Linked DNA regions of Homo sapiens: region 1 is linked to region 2. Evidence: chromatin loops called from intact Hi-C (ENCODE). Cell type or tissue: heart left ventricle. All regions are shown on one strand. Each heading gives the region's core, and the rest is flanking DNA. Links, peaks and the distances in the headings are about the cores only. Region 1 has its middle 180 kb from the start of SH3BGRL. Region 2 overlaps HMGN5 (high mobility group nucleosome binding domain 5).

The links. Peaks named below come from ENCODE experiments on the same cell type or tissue, not always from the same donor. Only the 100,000 strongest peaks of a DNase experiment are listed, where the experiment ranks them.
Region 1: a loop joins it to region 2, with 6 times the contacts of the local background. A loop is called at or near these places in 4 of 110 quality-filtered maps.

The regions. Positions count from the first base shown.
Region 1 is chrX:81,372,933-81,382,921 of GRCh38, forward strand. No RefSeq gene overlaps it. Among named protein-coding and RNA genes, the nearest start is that of SH3BGRL, 180 kb to the left of the region's middle. In heart left ventricle, for the core only: a CTCF peak has its summit at 4,613 (motif pointing left); no DNase peak of the experiment used is centred there.
Region 2 is chrX:81,116,050-81,125,827 of GRCh38, forward strand. HMGN5 (high mobility group nucleosome binding domain 5) reads right to left here. Exons shown (of 7, transcript NM_030763.3): 2 at 5,486-5,623; 3 at 3,739-3,768; 4 at 2,681-2,710; 5 at 2,383-2,436; 6 at 155-292. The coding sequence starts at 5,500. Among named protein-coding and RNA genes, the nearest start is that of HMGN5, 81 kb to the right of the region's middle. RefSeq lists an enhancer at 5,903-6,132. In heart left ventricle, for the core only: a CTCF peak has its summit at 4,961; a DNase peak (open chromatin) is centred at 5,772; H3K4me3 peaks cover 2,601 bases; H3K27ac peaks cover 349 bases.

The DNA.
Region 1 (9,989 bases), core at 1,074-9,073, 260 kb after region 2:
GACCATTAAGACTGCTCTTTAATATATAAATATATATAGGACATCCATTTCAGCAATGCTAACATCCAAACAAAGAATAACAAAATAAATCTCATTACTTGTTACATTTAGTAATCTAGATGTTCCAGACTATGAGAACTGATAGCTGACTTATACAGAGCAGTGGCCAAACTAGCCAGTGTGAAGAGCCCTAGACAAATAAAAATCTCAGGAAGGGATATAAATGTTTATATGTTCTACAGAAAAATAGCATGTTTATAGAGTGATAGATTTCTTACAGCTCATTTCTCAACATGGGATCTACTTCAGAAACACATGAGAAATTTCTCTGAGATAAATTTTATTGGCCTCATCCCTGATCTACTAAACTTGACTTTGAGGTTTGGGCTTGGAAAAGTTATCTGGTTTCTAATACAGACATTTGGTGAAGAACTTCTGACCTAGATTAGCTCCTTCACTGTAAAGATAAGGAAATGTAGAGTAAGAAAGAGTAAATGACTTGCTGAAGGTAACTTTTTTTTCCTTTTCACCTGTATCCATGAACAATGAATGTTGGAGCCTGAGGGAGGTAAGTGGTACAGAAGGGTTCCCCTATTCGAGGGAGTTGCATATTCTAAATGAGAAGATAAGATTAGGAAACATTAAACAAGTAGAAAATAATTCAAGACAATTACTTTTTTTTCCTGAAGAGGTTGGGGGTCTAGGTGAGGAATTGGGAGACCCAATATTGAAGGACACAGATGGATACAGGGTCATCTACCCTTGCTTTGCAGAATCTCTCATACAGTATTTCATGGGAAAGATTGGACTCTGTTGAAGTGCAATGTGACTTGGAAATGCAGGTGTGATTTTTATGCTTTTTTAAAAATGTATTTTAGGTGCAAGAGTACATGTGCAGGTTTGTTATGTAGGTAAACTGTGTGTCATGAGAATTTGGTATACAGATAATTTCATCACTCAGGTAATAAATGTAATAACCAGTAGGTAATTTTTTTGTGATCCTCTCTCTCCTCCCACCCACCACCCTCAAGTGGGCCCCAGTGTCTGTTGTTTCTCTCCTAGTATCCATGTGTTCTCATTGTTTAGCTCCCACTTACAAGTGAGAACATGCAGTATTGGTTTTCTTTTTCTGTATTAGTTTGCTTAAGATCATGACCTCCAGCTCTATCCATATTGCTGCCAAGGAAATGATCTCATTCTTTTTTATGGCTGCATAGTATTCAGTAGTGTATATGTACCACATTTTCTTAATCTAGTCTACTGTTGATGGACATTTAGGCTGATTTTATGTCTTTGTTATTGTGGAGAGTGATGCAAACGTACATGTGCATGTGTCTTTATGATAGAATTATTTATATTACTTTGGTTATATACCCAGTAATGAGATTGCTGGGTTGGAAGGTAGTTCTGTTTGTAGCTCTTTGAAGAATTGCCATGCCGCTTTCCACAATGGTTGAACTAATTTACACTTCCACCAACAAAATAAGCGTTCCCTTTTCTCCACGATCTCTCCAACATCTGTCATTTTTTGACTTTTTAATAATAGTCATTCTGACTGGTGTGAGATGGTATCTCATTGTGGCTTTGATTTGTATTTCTCTAATGATTAGTGATATGGAGTAATTTTTCATATGCTTGTTGGCCGCATGTATGTCTTCTTTTGAAAAGTGTCTGGTCATGTCCTTTGCCCACTTGTTAATGGGGTGGTTTGGGGGGTTTTGGTAAATTTGTATAAGTTCCTTATAGTTTCTGGATATTAGACCTTTGTTGGATGCACAGTCTGCAAATAATTTCTGCCACTGTGTAGGTTTTCTGTTTATGCTGTTGATAGTTTCTTTTCTTTGCAGAAGCTCTTTAATTAAATTACGTTTGTCAATTTTTGTTTTGTTGCAATTGCTTTGGTGTCTTCATCATGAAATCTTTGCCAGGCTCTATATCCAGATTGATATTTCCTAGGTTATCTCCAAGGATTTTTACAATTTCAGGTTTTACATTTAAGTCTTCAATCCATCTTGCATTGATTGTTGTATGTAGTGTAAGGTAGGGGTCTGGTTTCAATCTTCTGCATATGGCTAGCCAATTATCCCAGCACCATTTATTGAATGGGGAGTCCTTTGCTCTTACAATTTTTCACACTTAGAATAAATATTAAAAGTATCCTATGAAAAGTCTATAAAAGGCTTAACCTGAGCAGGCAAGCCGTTTTCTGACTTCATCTTTAGCATTTATTAGACACAATGCAAAACTTTTGGATGATCCCCCCAAAATCACATACTTAATACCCTTAAAACAGATAAGACAAGGAACGTACCTAATTGTAATGGATTTGATTCAAAATGGTGCAAGACTTGTTAAAGAAGCATAATGGAAGAGAAATAAAACTATGCGCTGATTTTCTACGAGTAAGGCAGTGTTGTCTTCCTTTAGGAAGAAGTGACTAGTGCAGAAGAGAAAGAAAAGGATGTTGGAGTCTCATGTGTGGAAAGAACAACTAATTATAGGAATAGTTCCTCAGTTGGAAAGGACAGAAAAACACAGTTCTGAGGAACAGGTACAGAAGCCAGAAAGAAGGCTTCTCTAAGAGAATTTTACAAAGTAATCAAGAAAATAATGATAAAGTTCTGAATAATTATTTTAGATTTCCTGCTCTCTATTTAAACTTAGACTAGCTTGGACCAGTTAGCTTTTTAAGGTTTCTTTTTCCGCTCTATTATTATCAGGGGAGGCAGAAGAGAAAAAAGAACATCAGAGGTGAGGTCAGATTAATCAGGCTCACATTATAGATTGCCTATTATCAGAGCTTTTGGGAGTCACTGCCTCATCTGTAAAATCAGGTTACTACTTTTCCTACTTATACCTCAAAGGAATATTGTGAAAATTATATATGCATATATATTGATAAATATATACTCTGCATATATAAAAATATATAATATGTATATATACTCTGCACATATATATATATATGTAAAATGTGTTTGGAGGTGCTTTGTAAACCAACAGCAAAGTCTGTACAAATGTTAAAATATTATTCATGCAGTTTTTTAACTTTCTTTCCCTCCTGCAAATTCCAAAGGTTCTTAAGTTTCTTGTAACTCATTCTAGAGATTGAAGTAAATATAACAATAGTAATGATAGTAACAATAATGTAACATCTATTGAGTGCTTATTATGTGTCAAGCAACATTTGTAGGTGATTTACCAGAAATAACTAATTTAATCCATATGATGGAAAATTATATTTGAGGTTACAATTTTCTTTGTACACCAGAAAACAGTTTCTAGGTTGCTGTCTTAGTCTTTTGGGGCTGCTATAATAAAATAACATAGATGGATGGCTTAAACAACAGATACATATTTTCTCACAGTTGTGGGGGCGAGAAGTCCGAGATCAAGGTGAGAGATTCTGTTCATAGTAAGCCCTCTTCCTAGCTTTCAGACTACCACCTTCTCATTGTATCTTCATGTGGTGGAGAGAGCTCTGGTCACCCTCTCTTCTTATAAGGATACTAATCACATCATGAGGACCCTACCCACCTGACCTCATCTAACTCTAATTACCTCCCAAAAGTTCTGCTTCTGAATATATCATATTATTGGGTATAATTATAACATATAAATTTGGGGGAGATACACTCAGTCCTTAACAGTTGGAAATGAAGATGTTAGATTATGCTGTAGTACTGACTAACTTCCAGAGATGTTGTTACTGAAGATACCCCCAAATGTGCTAATCTTCATCAAGCATCCTATTTTCTCATGAGAGTCTCCTATCTTCCAGAGTGTTTATGCAAACACTCCTACCATAATAGTTCTTTGACTTCTAGTCCATTGATACCTCTGACTTTTTCCTTTATGGTAGCCTCCTTCTATTTTCACTTTCCTTCCCATCTATTTCAGATTTCATGAACCATTTATTTCAATAACTATCTTGACAAACAGGCACTACTTGTGAAAAGGTGGTCTGTTGTATTCGCTTTCTCCTAAATTCCTTTATAACCCACAGCTTTTGTGTAAGCCAGGGAAAGATAAGGGTGCTTGATCTGTGTTTAATGTGTGTCTTAGCCTCTACACTATGCCTGTCTTGTTTCCTGTTACAACTTCCAGGCCTAGCATGGTGTCTGTTACATATTTATCAAAGGAATAAATAAATTAATCATACCAGAATTAGGACCAGCTTATAGGCATTCAAGATAGATTTTGGATCATTAAAAAAATATTCGAACAATTAGAACAGTCCAAAATAGGATGGGCTGCATTATGAATTCTGAATTTCTATGTCACTGAAGATATTCAGGGAGGGCGTAGGTACAGTTAAGGAGAGTGCATGAGACCAGGTGTTTTATGAAGTCTTATCCAATCCTGGATTCTGTTATCTAGAAATAAAACTTGCATAAGGGACTGGAAGTTCATTCATGAAAGAAGAAAATATGAGTAGTTTTTGATTACACATTTAAATTTGACAGTAAAGTTTTAAAATTTGTTCTACTATATTAGTAGAATTTACGCAGGAATACTGACTTTCGTAAGCCATTTATTCAAGTGTTCCAAAAGTCATTATTTTTCCATAACCAAACTTCATTTCAACCTTGGGTTTTGAGTCCACCTAGTGGCTGAAATTTGCTATTAATCAATTCTGGGTAAGCTCAAGTAACTTTAAGGTTTCTCAGTTATTTTAGGGCTCAAATTCAGTCTAACAAGAGCTTGTCCTCACCTCATCCTCTTTCCCCAGTGTGGCATAAACATTTCCAGCTGCTCAAATAGTATCATGGCATCTGCAAGGAGGCACTTAGTCATTAATGTCTGTCCATACTGGCATCCGCTAAAGCGTGGAAATCCATCTCTCTTTAGCTAATGTTTCCCCTATGCTAGAACCTGCTGAGATGGCTTCAAATACATATTTTATTTGCCCAAACTACACTTCACCTAATCCCCCACCCTCTGCAGTATTTACTTCTCAAAATCAAAATCACAACCCGTCAGGATTTCTCTCTTTTTCTCTCCCTCTCTCTCCCATCCCCTCTCTTGTTGTACTTCATCATTTTTTGGTAGTATGAGAAAATATAACTACCCCTTTATCATGCTGTGCCATGTGAAGTTCCCTCCATCCCTGTTAACATGTTGATGCAGGGAAGCTACTGTCTTCCAGGATTCTAAGTCTAAAGAAGGACGCATGCACCCTCATTTTTCAGATATTCTGTTCTCAGAACCCTTTCTAAGAAACCATAGCTGGAGTAAGACTGTATTATTGTCTGTGATGCTTTACCTCCCTAGTCTAGTCTATGAAGCTCATAGGTGGAAATATGCTTCTTATGCCAGCTTCTATTATTCTCAACATTTTTTTTTGAGACAGGGTCTCACTCTGTTGCCCAGGCTGGAGTGCAGTGGCACGGGGTGCTCACGGCTCACTGCAGCCTCAACCTCCCTGGCACAGGTGATTCTCTCACCTCAGCCTCCCGCGTAGCTGGGACTACAGGCATGTGCCACCACATTGGGCTAATGAAAAAAATATTTTTTGTAGACAGGGGTTTTCACCATGTTGCCCAGGCTGGTCTGTAACTCTTGGGCTCAAGGGATCCTCCCTCCTCTGCCCCTCAAAGTGTTGGGATTATAGGCATGAGCCACTGGGCACAGCCAAGACTATTATTTATAGTATAATTTTGGCTACTGATGCCCAGAGTATTTTTTAATAACAGATTTATAATTCACGCACCATAAATTACATCTGTTTCACTTTAAAATGTACAATGTTTGTTTGTACATTTTTGTTTCATTTGTTTTTAGTATGGTCACAAAGTTGTGCAATCATCACCACTATCTAATTTCAGAACATTTTGGTTACCCCAAAAATAAACTCCATGCTCATTAACAGTCAGTTCCTATTACTCTCTCCTCCAAGTTCTTGGCAACTACTAATCTACTTTCTGTTTCTGTGAATTTGTCTTTCCTGGACACTTCATATAAATTGAATCATGAAATAAATGGCCATTTGTGACTGGCTTTTTTCATGTAGTATAATGCTTTCAAGTTTCATCCATGTTGTAGCATGTTATAAGTACTTCATTCTTTTTTATGGCTGAAAAATACTTCGTTGTGTGAATATACAAAATTTTGTTTACCCATGTATCGGTTGATGAGCATTTTGATTTTTAACAGTTTTTTTGTTATTATAAATAGTGTAGTTATGAACATCTGTGTAAAAGTTTTTGTGTGGGTATATGTTTTCATTTATCTTGGTTATATGTATAAAAGCGGAAATGCTGGGTTCTATGGTAACTGCTATGTTTAACTTTTTGAGGAAATGCCAAATTGGTTTTCCCAGAATTCCACCATATTCCGTTCCAATCGACGATGTTTGAGCATTCTAATTTTTCCACTTTATCATCATTCGTTATTGTCCATTTTTTAATCATAGCCATTCTAGTCAGTCTGAAGTGATATCTCATGGTGTTTTGATTTGCATTTCCCTGATGACTAATGATGTGGAGCATTTTTTCATGTGTTTGTTAGCCTTCTGTATATCTTTTCTAGAAAAATATCTAAACTTTTTTTCTTACTTATAAATTGAATTTTTTGCCTTTTTGTGGTTGAGTAGTAATAGTTCTTCACATATTCTGGATACTATACCTTTATCAGTTATATAATTTCTAAATATTTTCTCCCATTCTATGTATTATATTTTCACTGTCTTGATCATGTTCTTTTACACACAAAATTATTTAATTTTGAAGTTCAATGTATATATTTTTTCTTTGGTTACTTGTGCTTTGTCATGTCTAACAAGGCTTTGCCAAATCCAATATAACAAAGTTTGCACTTATGTTTTCTTCTGAGTGTTTTATCATTTTAGTGCCTATATTTAGGTCTATGATTCATTTTGAGTAAATTTTTGTTTATGGTATGAAGTAGGAGTCCAACTTCCTTGTTTTGCATGAGAATATCTAGTTGTTAGGGTACTATTTGCTGAAAGGACTATTCTTTCCCCATTAAATTCTCCTGACACCCTTGGCGAAAATCAATGTACCCTAAATATGAAGGCTTTATTCTTATATTCTTAATTCCATTTCATTGAGCTATATGTTTCTCTTTATGCCAGTACTATACAGTCTTGATTGCTTTAGTTTAGTAGCAGCCTTTTAAAATCATAAAGTATAACTCTTTTAACTTTTTCTTCTTTTCCAAGATTGTTTTGACTTTTTTCAGTGTTAATTAATAAATTTTTATTAGAACACAGCCATGTCTATTTCTTTACATATTGTCTATGGCTGCCTTCATGCTCCAAAGACAGAGTTGGGTAGTTGAAATGGAGACCATGTAACTTACAAAACTAAAGGTACTTACTCTCTAGTCCATTACAAACATAATTTGCTGGCTTCTGTTCTACAAATATATTTCTTCCAAGGCTATAGATTATATAGTTTTTAAGTGTTACAAACTTATCATATTACAGTTCTGTAAGTTAGAGATCTGACACAAGTCTCACTGGGCCAAAATCAAGGTGTTAGCTGGACTGTGTTCCTTCTGGAGGCTCTAAGAGATAATTTATTTTGTCTTTTCAAGCTTCTAGAGCTGCCACATTCCTTGTCTCATGGCTCCATCCTCCATTTTCTTTTTTTATTTTTAATTTTTTAAAACGTACCATCATTACCATTTTAAATATACAGTTCAGTGGCAATAAATACACTTATGTCCTTTTTTGTTCCCTCCTCTTCCACTCCCCTCTCCTCTTCTGGCCTCTGGTAATCAATGCTCCACTTGCTACCTCCATGAGATAAACTTTTTTAGTTCCTATATATGAGTGGGAACATGCAATATTTGTCTTTCTGTGCTTGCCTTACTTCACGTAACATAATGGCCTCCAGTTCCATCAATGTTGCTGCAAATGACAGGATTTTATTCTTTTTTTACGACTGAATGATATTGCATTGTTTATGTATCACGTTTTCTTTATCCATTCATCCACTGATGGGCACTTAGGTTAATTCCATATTTTGGGTATTGTGAATATTGCTGTTTTGACTATTCTGAGTCCTGTGCACTTCCATATAAATTTAAGGATCATCTGGTCAATTTCTACCAAAAAAATGCTATCCAGGATTTTGATATGGATTGCTTTTCAATTTGAGAGTATTGTCATGTTAAAAACACTAAGCTGTCTAATCCATGAATGAGCTATTGTCTTTTTCTTTATTTAGGTCTTTTAAAATTTCTTCCAACAATGTTTTGTTATTTTCAGAAAATAAGTTTTGAAATTCTCCCATTAAATTAATTCTTATTCTTTTATTTTTTATAGTATTATAAATAGAATCTCTTTGTTAATTTTACTTCCAGATTATTCACTGCTAATGTAGAGAAACACAATTTTTTTTTCAATATTGGTATTGTATTCTGCAATCCTGTTGAAGTTCAATCTTGTTCAAATTGTTTGATTGTTTTAATTATTATTTGGTGGATTCCTTAGGATTTTCTAGTTACAACATACTGTCATCCACAAATAGAGGTAGTTTTACTTCTTATTTACAAGCTGTATTACTTTATTTTTTTTTCTTAGTCAAATTGTCCTGGCTCAAAGATACCTATTTGTTGGCATATGGTATATTGCATTTCCTTATCATCTTTTCTATTTTTATAAGTTCAGTAACAATGTTCCCTGTTTATTCCTAATGTTAGTAGTTTGCAGCTTTCCTTTTTTTCTCTGTCCATGTTGATAAAGTTTGGCCATATTTCTTGATGTTTTCAATGAACAAACATTTGAGTTTGTTGATTTTTCTCTATTGTTTTTATTCTCTATTTCATTTATTTATATACTAATACTTATTATTTCCTCCTTCTCTTGGTTTGTGTTTAGATTGTTTTTCTATTTTTAATTCTTAGGGTGAAAGGTTAAGGTATTTGTTTGAGATCTTTATTGTTTTTGGAATATTAAAAAGAAGCCTTTCCTTTAAGCTTTAGATTTCACTGTATCTTAGTGTTTTGGTATGTTGTGTTTTCATTTATATCAATCTACAGATATTTTCAAACTCATTTTGGGATTCCTTCTTTAATCCATTGGCTATTTAGGAGTGTGCCATTTAATTTCTACATATTTGTGAATTTACAAATATTCTCCTGATATTTATTTCTAGTTTTTTGACCCCAACCCTCCTCTCACCCTCCACCCTCCAGTAGGTCCTGATGTGTATTGTTCCCTTCTTTGTGTCCATGTGTACTCAATGTTTAGCTCTCACTTACAAGTGAGAATATGCAGTATTTGGTTTTCCGTTCCTGTGTTAATTCTCTTAGGATAATAGCCTCCAGCTCTATCCATGTTGCTGCAATAAACACAATATCATTGTTTTTTTATAGCTATGTAGTATTCCGTGGTGTATATGTACCACATTTTCTTTACCCAGTTTACCATTCATAGGCATCTAGGTTGATTTAACGTCTCTGTTACTATGAATAGTGTTGCAATAACCATATGTGTGCATGTGTGTCTTTTTTTTTTTTTTTTTTTTTTTTGAGACGGAGTCTCACTCTGTCGCCCAGGCTGGAGTACAGTGGCGTGATCTCGGCTCACTGCAATCTCCGCCTCCCGGGTTCACGCCATTCTCCTGCCTCAGCCTCCCGAGTAGCTGGGACTACAGGCGCCCACCACCATGCCCGGCTAATTTTTTGTATTTTTAGTAGAGACGGAGTTTCACCGTGTTAGCCGGGATGGTCTCGATCTCCTGACCTTGTGATCCGCCCGCCTCGGCCTCCCAAAGTGCTGGGATTACAGGCGTGAGCCACCGCGCCCGGCCACATGTGTGTCTTTATGGTAGAATAATTTATGTCCCTTTGGGTATATACCCAATAATGGAATTTCTGGGTCAAATGGTAGTTCTGTTTTAAATTCTTGGAGAAATTTCCAACCTGCTTTCCACAGTGGCTGAACTAATTTATATTTCCTCCAGAAGTGTGCAAGCATTCTCTTTTCTCTGCAACCTCACTGGCATATGTTATTTTTT
Region 2 (9,778 bases), core at 1-8,000:
TAATTTTATTTTCCTCTTAGATACCATTATACTATAGAACCACTGCTCACTTAATTTTTTTCCAACTTATAAACTAAAAGGCAAATAGGATTTCTTTCAGTTGTACCCATTGTTAAACTTTCAAATAGATAAAACTGTTAACATTAGAAAATACCTCTGTAATTTTGGCTTCTCCATTTTTAGCATTTTCATTGTAGTCTTCTTCAACAACTGCTTCTTGCTTGGTTTCAGCAACTGCTTGGGCACTTGTATCTATGTTTTCTTCCATCATATCACTTTTTGTCTTCATTTTCTGCCAAGCAATATAAAACAATGAAAGTAAATATACAATTTAACTGCTGTGTTGATTAAATGGTCACAATTATTTTACCAGCTGTTGTAATAATTTATGCAAACTCTTTAAAGTATCACATATAAATCTGGTATCAACAAAATTATCATATAATATCTTCATTGTAAATTTCATTGTAAGCCTAAAGCAGGATTAAAAATGAACAATGTTCCCTTGATATAAACAAAATAAATTTCCTTTTAAGTTGAGTGATATAGATGAGAGGCAACCAGTTAGAATGCTGACTAGTTGCTGCCAAGGACAAACTGCTGGCATCAGGTTAGACTGATCAATTAATTCCCTCTGTCTAGAGAGGGTCAGTTTATTTCTGTCAAGTCTAATTAATAAGGAACAGGGTTTTGTTGATCGTTACGCCTCCATTGGTAATAATTAAGAGAAATGCTGTTAGTGAGAACAACAATTTAGATATATTTTTAAAAGACCTTATGGTGATGTAAGTGTTTCAATCTTTGTATCTACAAGTTTGGAATGCCCTGATTCATGACGACTTCACCAAGAAAATTTTTGCCTACCTGTGTATGTAATAGAAAGACCACTGGATTGAGGGGCCGGAAAACCTGTGTTTGAATTCTAGATCTGCCACTTATGTGATGTGATCTTGAGCAAAGGCATAAGTATCTTTGAGGCTGTTATTTTCATATATAAAAAGAGAGTAATACCACCCACCTCACGGGGATGTTACAAGGAGAAAATGAGAAAACACATGAAAAAAATGCTTTAGAAACTGTAATTTGTAATTTAGATATAAGTTATTACTCTTTTAACACATGAGAAACAGAGCCAAGGAGGGTAAAGTCTATGGTTATATAGTATATGTTTTAGTCTAGCCCTATTTTTCTTTTCTTTTCTTTTTTTTCCGTTTTTTTTTTTTTTTTTGAGACAGGGACTCCCTCTGTCGCCCAGGCTGGAGTGAGGCAATCTCTGCTCACTGCAACCTCCTCCTCCCAGGCTCAAGCAATCCTCCCACAACAGCCTCCCAAGCAGCTGGGACTACAGGCATGCCCGGCTAATTTTTGTATTTTCTGTGGTGATGGTGATTTTCTATGTTGCCCAGGCTGGTCTCAAACTCCTACGTTCAAGCAATCTGCCCATCTCAACCTTCCAGAGTACTCAGATTACAGGTGTAAGCCACCACGTCTGGCCTTACTTTTCTTTTTAAAAGAAAATATGCTGTATTTACTGTTTTAAAAACTAGTAAGTTGAATATTTAACCTTATATAATAGTGGACTTGAAAAGTAAAATGCAGAAAAAAAAACCTTCTTTTCTTTTGTCACCATTAAATATATCAATTATTACTAAAACTTCAATTTCCCTAAGTTTAGCAATATTTTTTAATAAAGGATTTCATTTATGAACATAATGACAGTTTATACTTTCTTCAACTACAAAGTGATAGGATTAGATGCTCTCTAATGTTTCTCATAGCTTTAACCTTTTATGATTTCAGGAATTCAATCAATATTCTTATGTATTAAGCAATTAGCAGTAAACTAAATATTGAGATTATATCTATTTCTACATGCCTTTAGCCATAACACCAGAGTATATAAGTCCATACAAAATCAATTGTGTCCATTTAAAATTAACATATGCAAATACATCTTACATATATTATATATATAATTATATATAATCTTATATACTTTGCCAACTGTAAAATATTATCAAATGTTAGTTACTACTTTTATTACAAAGCACAACTTTGGGGTTACTACTGTTTTCACCTTTTGTTTTCCCAGGGAAACAGTATTGTCACTATATGATAGCAAAGGCATGTACATTTAATGGGCCTATCCAACTGAAATTGTTTTGTCTCTACCCAGTGAAAATGTCAAAACACTGTGGACAATCACAAAACAGAACAAATAATCCCCACCCAAGGGGTTTACATGTATCATATGATAGAATATAATATATTACTAACTGAACAAAATATAAGCAAAGTAAAATGATCAGCTGTATGCCATTTCAAAAATTATTTTTGAAAAAAAAAGCAAATTTATTTCAATATTCTACGTTGAATATTTACCCTTGAACTTGATGTTCTTTTAGGCTTCACCTCTGGTGTAACTGGCACAAGCATCTGCTTCAAGTTGTGGGAAAAGAAAAGAAAAGGAAAAAAATCATATTTGAAGAAAGAACGCTAAAAATGAAATCCAACCTCTGAATTAAAATAAATGAGTATTAGGAAAAAAAATACATTTCCTTGGTGTGAAAGTTTTTCTTAAAACTTCAAAAATAAATCGTGTATTGAATATTTTAGGATTCCCTAAATTTTAAAATGACGTTTCACAATACATGGGCTGCTTTTTGAAAAGATTACTTACAGCAGACAACCTGGCAGATCTTCTCTTTGGCTATAAGTTAAAAACAAAAATCTGTTAAGAGAATTATGGATACAAAAAGCTAGAATTATTTTTATTGAGGTCAAAATATTTGGTGTAACAATACATAAATATTGTCATTAAGTAATTGTGAATTTGGTTAGAAAATACAAGAGAAATATAAGTTTTGATTTTTCCGTCCTCTGAACACTTTACATACTAAGGAAAAAGTCCCAAATTAAGCTTAAGCAGCTAGGCTAAATTAACACAGTAGCTAGTAACAAGGAGCACATTTAGAAATGAAAATATAGCCTTTTCTTGCCAAATGACAAAGCAATTATTTTGCTTAAAAGGAAGAAGTTCTCTCCACATCTGAACAAGCACAATAAGGTCTTAAATTCGAAGAAGCTTGCAGTTTTTAATACTTACTATATATACATTTTTTTCACACTCAGTATATTTTTATTGTGCATTAATTAGATTAAAATTAATAATATGCATTGACCAAAATATTAGATTAACAAGGCCATAAAGGTAAACTGAGAGGTTTCTTTAATATAATTGTCGCACAACAATGATTCTCGCTTTGTAGGACATATAGAAGATGGCATACTCTAGGAGTTAGAACAATATATATTTAATGCAATAACAAAAACTATATAGTACTTTAAGAAATGTTTCACATATGTGAACAGTCATTTAGAGCCTCAACTTTCTAAAGTAAGCAACATGTAAGCCTGTAAAGTACACACACCAAATCATAGTCTAACCCACAAAACACCCAAATAAAATATTAGCACATCTCTATTGTCAAGAATATTTCCGTACCATCATTTCTATAAAAAAAAGTGAAAAAGCCTTTTCTTTTATTCTGAATGGCAATTTTAAAAAGTCCTCTCTTCTGAAATTCGGATATATATTTTTGAGAGATCCCACTGGTATACCATATTGGAACTCATATTGTACAAATATACCAACCAGCATCTATTTTTTAGCTGCTTATGTCAAGTTTATAAAACGAGTGGTTTTTCCTAATAGATGCTAAGACTAAAGAAACTCACCTCCTGCCTCATATCACCTTGACCTGCAGCCTACACAGAGGAGAAAACCACACAGAAATAAGGTCATTGATATAAACACATAAATCAGAAAATACTGCCTGCGGATTACAAATTTCAATATAATTGCTTATTACTTTCTCCTGGGTTCCTGCTCAAGTAGACACGTGTTGTTTCTTAGGAACCATGCTACATACTGCTGTTTTACTAATGTGCACCAAGATGCAAGTGCATGCACAAGACATACTTTTACACAATTGATAGTTAATTTCATCCTTTTGTGTAAATTGCATCTCCTAAAAGCAAACCTTTGTAATTTTGAAATCCACCTGCTTTAGATAATGTAAAAGCCAAAAATGTGGGGGTGGGTCAAATGAAGGCGGAGCTTCATGCAATTTCGCTTTCTTGCCTTATGTTTGCCATGCAATTGTACCTATCTTATCCTCTCCACTGATTCTGGACTATTTTCTCCAAGTTTTGCATGCAAGAATTACAGCCCCCACAGTGTTTTCTTGGGGAGACCTCTTTGTTACAAAGTCAATGCTTTATTCTAAGAAACTGGCCGCCGATTTTAAAACTTCCCGCCACTACCTGCTTTAAGGTTGCTGTCAGCTCTGGAAAACAGCAAGACCTACTGCACAAGTATAGAAAAGCACAGTGGCGGGAATCTCAGGAAGGGGGGATGGTGATTAGAAACAGTTGTTTTCCATATCTGAGCAGCCCTTTAGCCTGAGAATTATCAAGCTATTGCACGATTCAGACAGCCACAGAGCACGGGGGAATTTCAGTATTATTCCTATGTTTTAGGAATAAGGAAGGCGGAGTTGTTTATAGGAATAATCCAAAAACAATCATAATGTCTTAGCATAGTGTTATACGGTTTTACCAAGCAATGAAACAGCGTTCGATTTCACTTCTAGGGGACTAAGAAAAAAACGCCGAGCGTGAACTTGTTTCCTGTCTGCGAGGAGCCAGGAATTGTGAAGTGAGGGTTTGCAGAAGACCTGTGGAGCTCGAAAGGCTCAGATCAATTCTGCACTACTAAAGTGAACAAATCCATGCTACCCCAACATCAGCAAGTTTATCCGACGCTGTCTCCTTATAATCTTCCCATCTTTAGCTAAAGAGCTTGGAAAGGTCCAGCTTTCTCACCCCTAAAGTTTCTAATTACAGCGGTGAATCTCTGTTCTCTAGGACAGTTTGAAGTCTGCGCCGCCTAATGGCACAGGATTACCATTGCATAGCCATCTGGCCTGACAAGAAGTGGAGGAGGAGGGAAGGAAAAAAAAAAAAGAAAAAAGAAAACGGGAAGAACAAAGGCAAATACAGGAGAAAGCCATGGCTTTCGTTCCCCAGACGGGACGGTTCCCCGAGAAAAGCCGGTGGCAGAGGAGGAAACTGAAGTATGGTTGGGAGAAGTGTTCTCCAATAGGGTAAGCGGAGGAAGGGGGTTGGGGTAGGAAGCGACAGCCCAGCGCTATGGCTGTTTGTAATTCAGCATGGAGACACCTTTCAAGAGATTCTCTCCTTAAACAGAACACTCCAAAAGTGAACTACCAGTTGCATGCAAGACCATCCTAAACCTTACACCGACTGCTCTTTGCCCTTCTACCCCTTTCCGTTTCATTACATCACAAAATGGAAGAAGCCAAAAAGCTTTAAAAAAAACCAAACAAACAAATAAATTCTTCCTATTAGGAAATAGGTAACTCAGCAGCTCATTCCCCGTCTGTCTTTCCATTTCACTTACCTTTCTTTTGGGCATTGTTGTAGCTCTCTATAGGAGATCTTAGTCAGCAGAAAAAAAGCCGAAGGCAGTCACTGCCTGACTGCTCCAAGAGCAAATGAGTTTTCAATGAACTAACTGCAGCACGACCTGTACTCTCCTCTGGAAAAAAAAAAAATCCCTCGTTATTGGCAACATTAAACACGCCAAGACGCAACCAAACTACGTGAATGGTTAACCGGAGTGGGAGCCACATTGGAGTGACAGGCTCTCAGGCCAATAAGAAGAGGCAGCCGGCTTTGAGGGGCGTGGCCCGCGAACTTGCCCGAAGCCCTCGTTCCCTGTCGGCTCTAACCGCTGGTGTAGTGGCGGAGCACGCGAACTTAGCAAGGGCTAAGCGATCAGGAATAAGAACAGCAGGAAAGCCAGAGCTGACTTGATCAGTTTTTTTTTCTTTTATGTTATAATGACAGGCGAAAGCCACAACAGTTGCTTTCTTCACAGCCTCCAAACCCGCCACCCTTCCCTATTCCTAGCGGGATAAGTGCTTTTAAGACCAGTTGAGTCTGGGCTCCGGTCTTTCCCTGCCACCTTTGGCGGGATGGTGTTGAACCGACAAGAACATTCATTCAGAAAGCGCAAAAGAGTGGAGATGTTTCTCTGGTGTGGGAACATCCTGCCAAAGCAGAACTGTGGTGCTGGCAAGAGGAGGGTGCCAAAATGGCGTGTTTTCCGCAGGTGTAGAGTAGCGACAAAACCGGGAGCTATACCGTTATCCCACTTGGAGGAGGTATACGAAGAATTCAGCGGGACTCCGAGGGAAATGTGTAATAGCAGAGGTCTATCCAAATGAAAAACACTGAGAATAGATTTTTAATCTGAAGGTTGCATTTAGTGAAAGGACTCAAGAAGGTGCTATCCACGAAAGTGTTTAGGACTCAGAACCTAGACTAGCATAAAGCCATTGAGGTACTCGCCTCAGGCACAAAATTTAAGCTTGTGACAAAAACCCAGGAGACTAGGATGAGGCGAGTGAGGTGAGTCACGCAAGTGCAGGGTATGATCCTGTCTTTATTTAAATTTTTGATATTTTGTTCATCATGGACTTTTTTGCAAGAATTTTGATATTTAAAAAGATTGTCTAAAAATATTAAGTATCTTCATTACTGAGTTTCTAGGCGGCCCTTTAAAATTTTTGCCAAAGGAGAATGTCTCCATAGCGTCACTCTAGTCCCAGCCATATTTAGGTGACTTTCGACTGTAAGAGAGGCTTATAGGTGCCTTTCAGTGTCAGTTTCTGAGACCTAAAGTTTTCAGGGTTGAGGTGGAGATTGATGAATAAATTACTTGGGAATAAATATGATTAAAATAGAGGATCTAATTCCCCACCGCCCTTTCTCAGAGGCGCCTTGATGTGGTTGTTGTAAGAGCTACCTGTGTATAAAAGTGCTCCCAAACAACAACCCAAATCCTTATCCTGGAGGGTTAATCAAAAAAGAAATTTAACCTTTTGAACAGTTACTTTAGGAAGAATTCATTTGTGTTTATGTAGGTTAAAAAATTTGGAATAATCAGTTTAAGAGATAAACACTGTATCTGCTACAGAGTGCCAAACCATCCCTTCAAGCAAAAATACAGCCTAACAGAATAACCCATTGTAATTATTATATTTACTATTGCTATATTATTTTTATTTTGTTATATATTTATATCATTATTATTATTATTATTGCCCATTCTTCCCCAGCACTGATAGTATGGAATTACATAGATCAGGTAGAATGAGCCTGCGTGACTGCTGCTCAGTTTCCTTCCCCCAACTTCATACTGCATTCTAATTCAAGTAAGTAAATCAGAAAGATATTTAAATTGCTTCCTTCGTCCACAGTTATTGGGATAATCCCTAGATGTTCCTGATGTCACTTTTTGCCCTTATGGTAAAAGCATTCCTGGGTGAACTTAAATATGTTTCAATCATTTTATTCTCCAACAGTTAGAAGATAAGCATAAAAATTGATTTTAATATAAGGATTGCCTCATAAGGATAAGAAGAAAAATGAAGGGAATGAAAATGTGTCAGCAGTGGAATGCATCCATTCAACAAATTCTTATTTAGCATTATTTTGTGAGTCGGATTTTGTTTTTGTAGACTAGCTTATGAAAATGCGAAACCCTGTAGCATGCAAAGTTGCATTACACAGCTTCTGTCTTTAAGGAATTTTATAATTTTGTAGGATTGAGCAAACAGATGCATACCTATTTACAAATCAAAGCTGATTGTATTATCTGAATGGTGCAATCTAAATTCAATAATAAAACAGGAGGGAAGGATCTTTTAGGACTAAGGTAACTTGGCAAAGGGTTTGATTGAGGAAGTGGAATTTGGCTTGCCTGTGAACAGTTCGGTAGACTGTTACATTACAGCAAATGCAGCGGCAGGAAAAGGTTGTACTTGTTCAGGGAACATAGTGCCTAGTCCAAGTGGATTGAAACAAATTATCTTGAGGAGCCTTGGAAGGTAAAGCTTAGAGAAGCAAAGCATAATGTGCAGGTCAGTGAGCTCTAAAACTCCTCTTAAATTTGTCAGCAATTTTCTTTTTTGGCCAGTTTTTTCTTCTTGAAGGCTAACGTGTTGCAACTGTGATTTATATCTTATTAAATTGAAAAAATAGTCATGCATGCAAAAGAACATTTTCTAAGTGTGAAACATTCTTCTGTTTCTTGACCCCAATCCCCCATTTCCTCATGTTCTTCCTTCTAACCATTAACCAGAGCGGTCCTTTACATTAGCAAACCTGTTTAGGCTCTTTGCCTTTGCAGTATTATTACCTCTGACTGCAGCCCCATTCTCAAATATCTTCACCTATCAAATGTTTACCAAACTGTTTAGACCCAATCCAAATATCACCTCTTTGACAAAAGCCTTCTTCAATTATTTTAGCCCTAAGAAATTCTTCCCTGCTGTTATACTATACAATTTAGATTGTACTACTCATAGGACACAAGCAAGCTTGATTTTTCCTTTTTTTCCCAACCACTCCATCAAACTTCTTCAAATTGGGTCAAACTTGTATATACTTATTTCCTTTTGCCTAAATATTTACTCAGCACATCACACTCTACATACCTTCTGTAGAATTTACTACTTTTCCAATATATTTTTCTAAAATTGATAAATTATTCCAGAGTAAAAAGGTTATTTTTGTGTAATTGTCAAAGTGAGACTTTTTACTGGACTATTTTTTTCTAAGATTACGTTGGCTTGTTTCTCTTTTTAATTTATTAATGACTAGGAAAATTGATTGCCTGACAATTCTCCACAGAATTCCCTAATTTTACCTGGCTATTAAGCATGCCTACTACCACTCCCAAAATTTACAGGAACTGTAACGTGTCCATTTAGTAACCAGTTAAAAATGACACAGGAAGATATGAAAATTTATGGATTAAAGGCACCAACATTAAGATATATTGACAGAGAATCCAAAAGAAAATATTATGTATTTATGAGAAAAGGAATGCTAAACAGCCAAGATAAAACAGGTCTTCAAATGTTCTGTATATTCATAGTTTAAAATTATATATATATATGATTAATTAAAAGCATTCTAGATACACTACTTTGCATGCAATGGGATCTCAAAAATACTGATTGACTAGTAAGAAATACTTTATTTTCTCTGTTAAAATATCTCTAATTTTGACCTCATGCAACACCATTATTATTCCTGTTGTATTTTAATAAAATAAAAAATTGGAAAACTATATACTATTGTCAGCAAATAATGCAAGAATTCTATCATATTATTAGAATACAGTGTTTTAGATTTTTTTTGTTGGTATTTTCAGAGGGTAAAATAAATCCAAGTCTACAGTGAGCCAAATACATCAATACACTTATTTCTGAGCCTTGTTTAAGATTGATATCAGAAATTTATTTGAATTGATGATGCCACTTAGCTGAGACTGACTCTGGAAAAACTGTAATTCTGGTGACCCAAATCTTCCTATGTCCTATGTTTATTTGCAGCAGGCCAAAGACTAATAAAATACTGAATTAAAGAGTAGCCACTGATATGACAGATAGATTATTTTTCCAGTGGTAAAAGTAAATTGAGCTGCTTTCTAGGGGTAAAAGGAATATAATACATTTTATGTTTCTATTTGTAAAATTTCTACCGACTTTTAAAGTAACAATTTAAAAGAATGCTATTTTTAGGCTTTCAGACATTCAAGTTTAGCAGATACTAATAGAGATTTTCTAGTTTCAATACCCTTGGAATACAGATGAATAAACACAAGCCCAGAGAGCTTAAA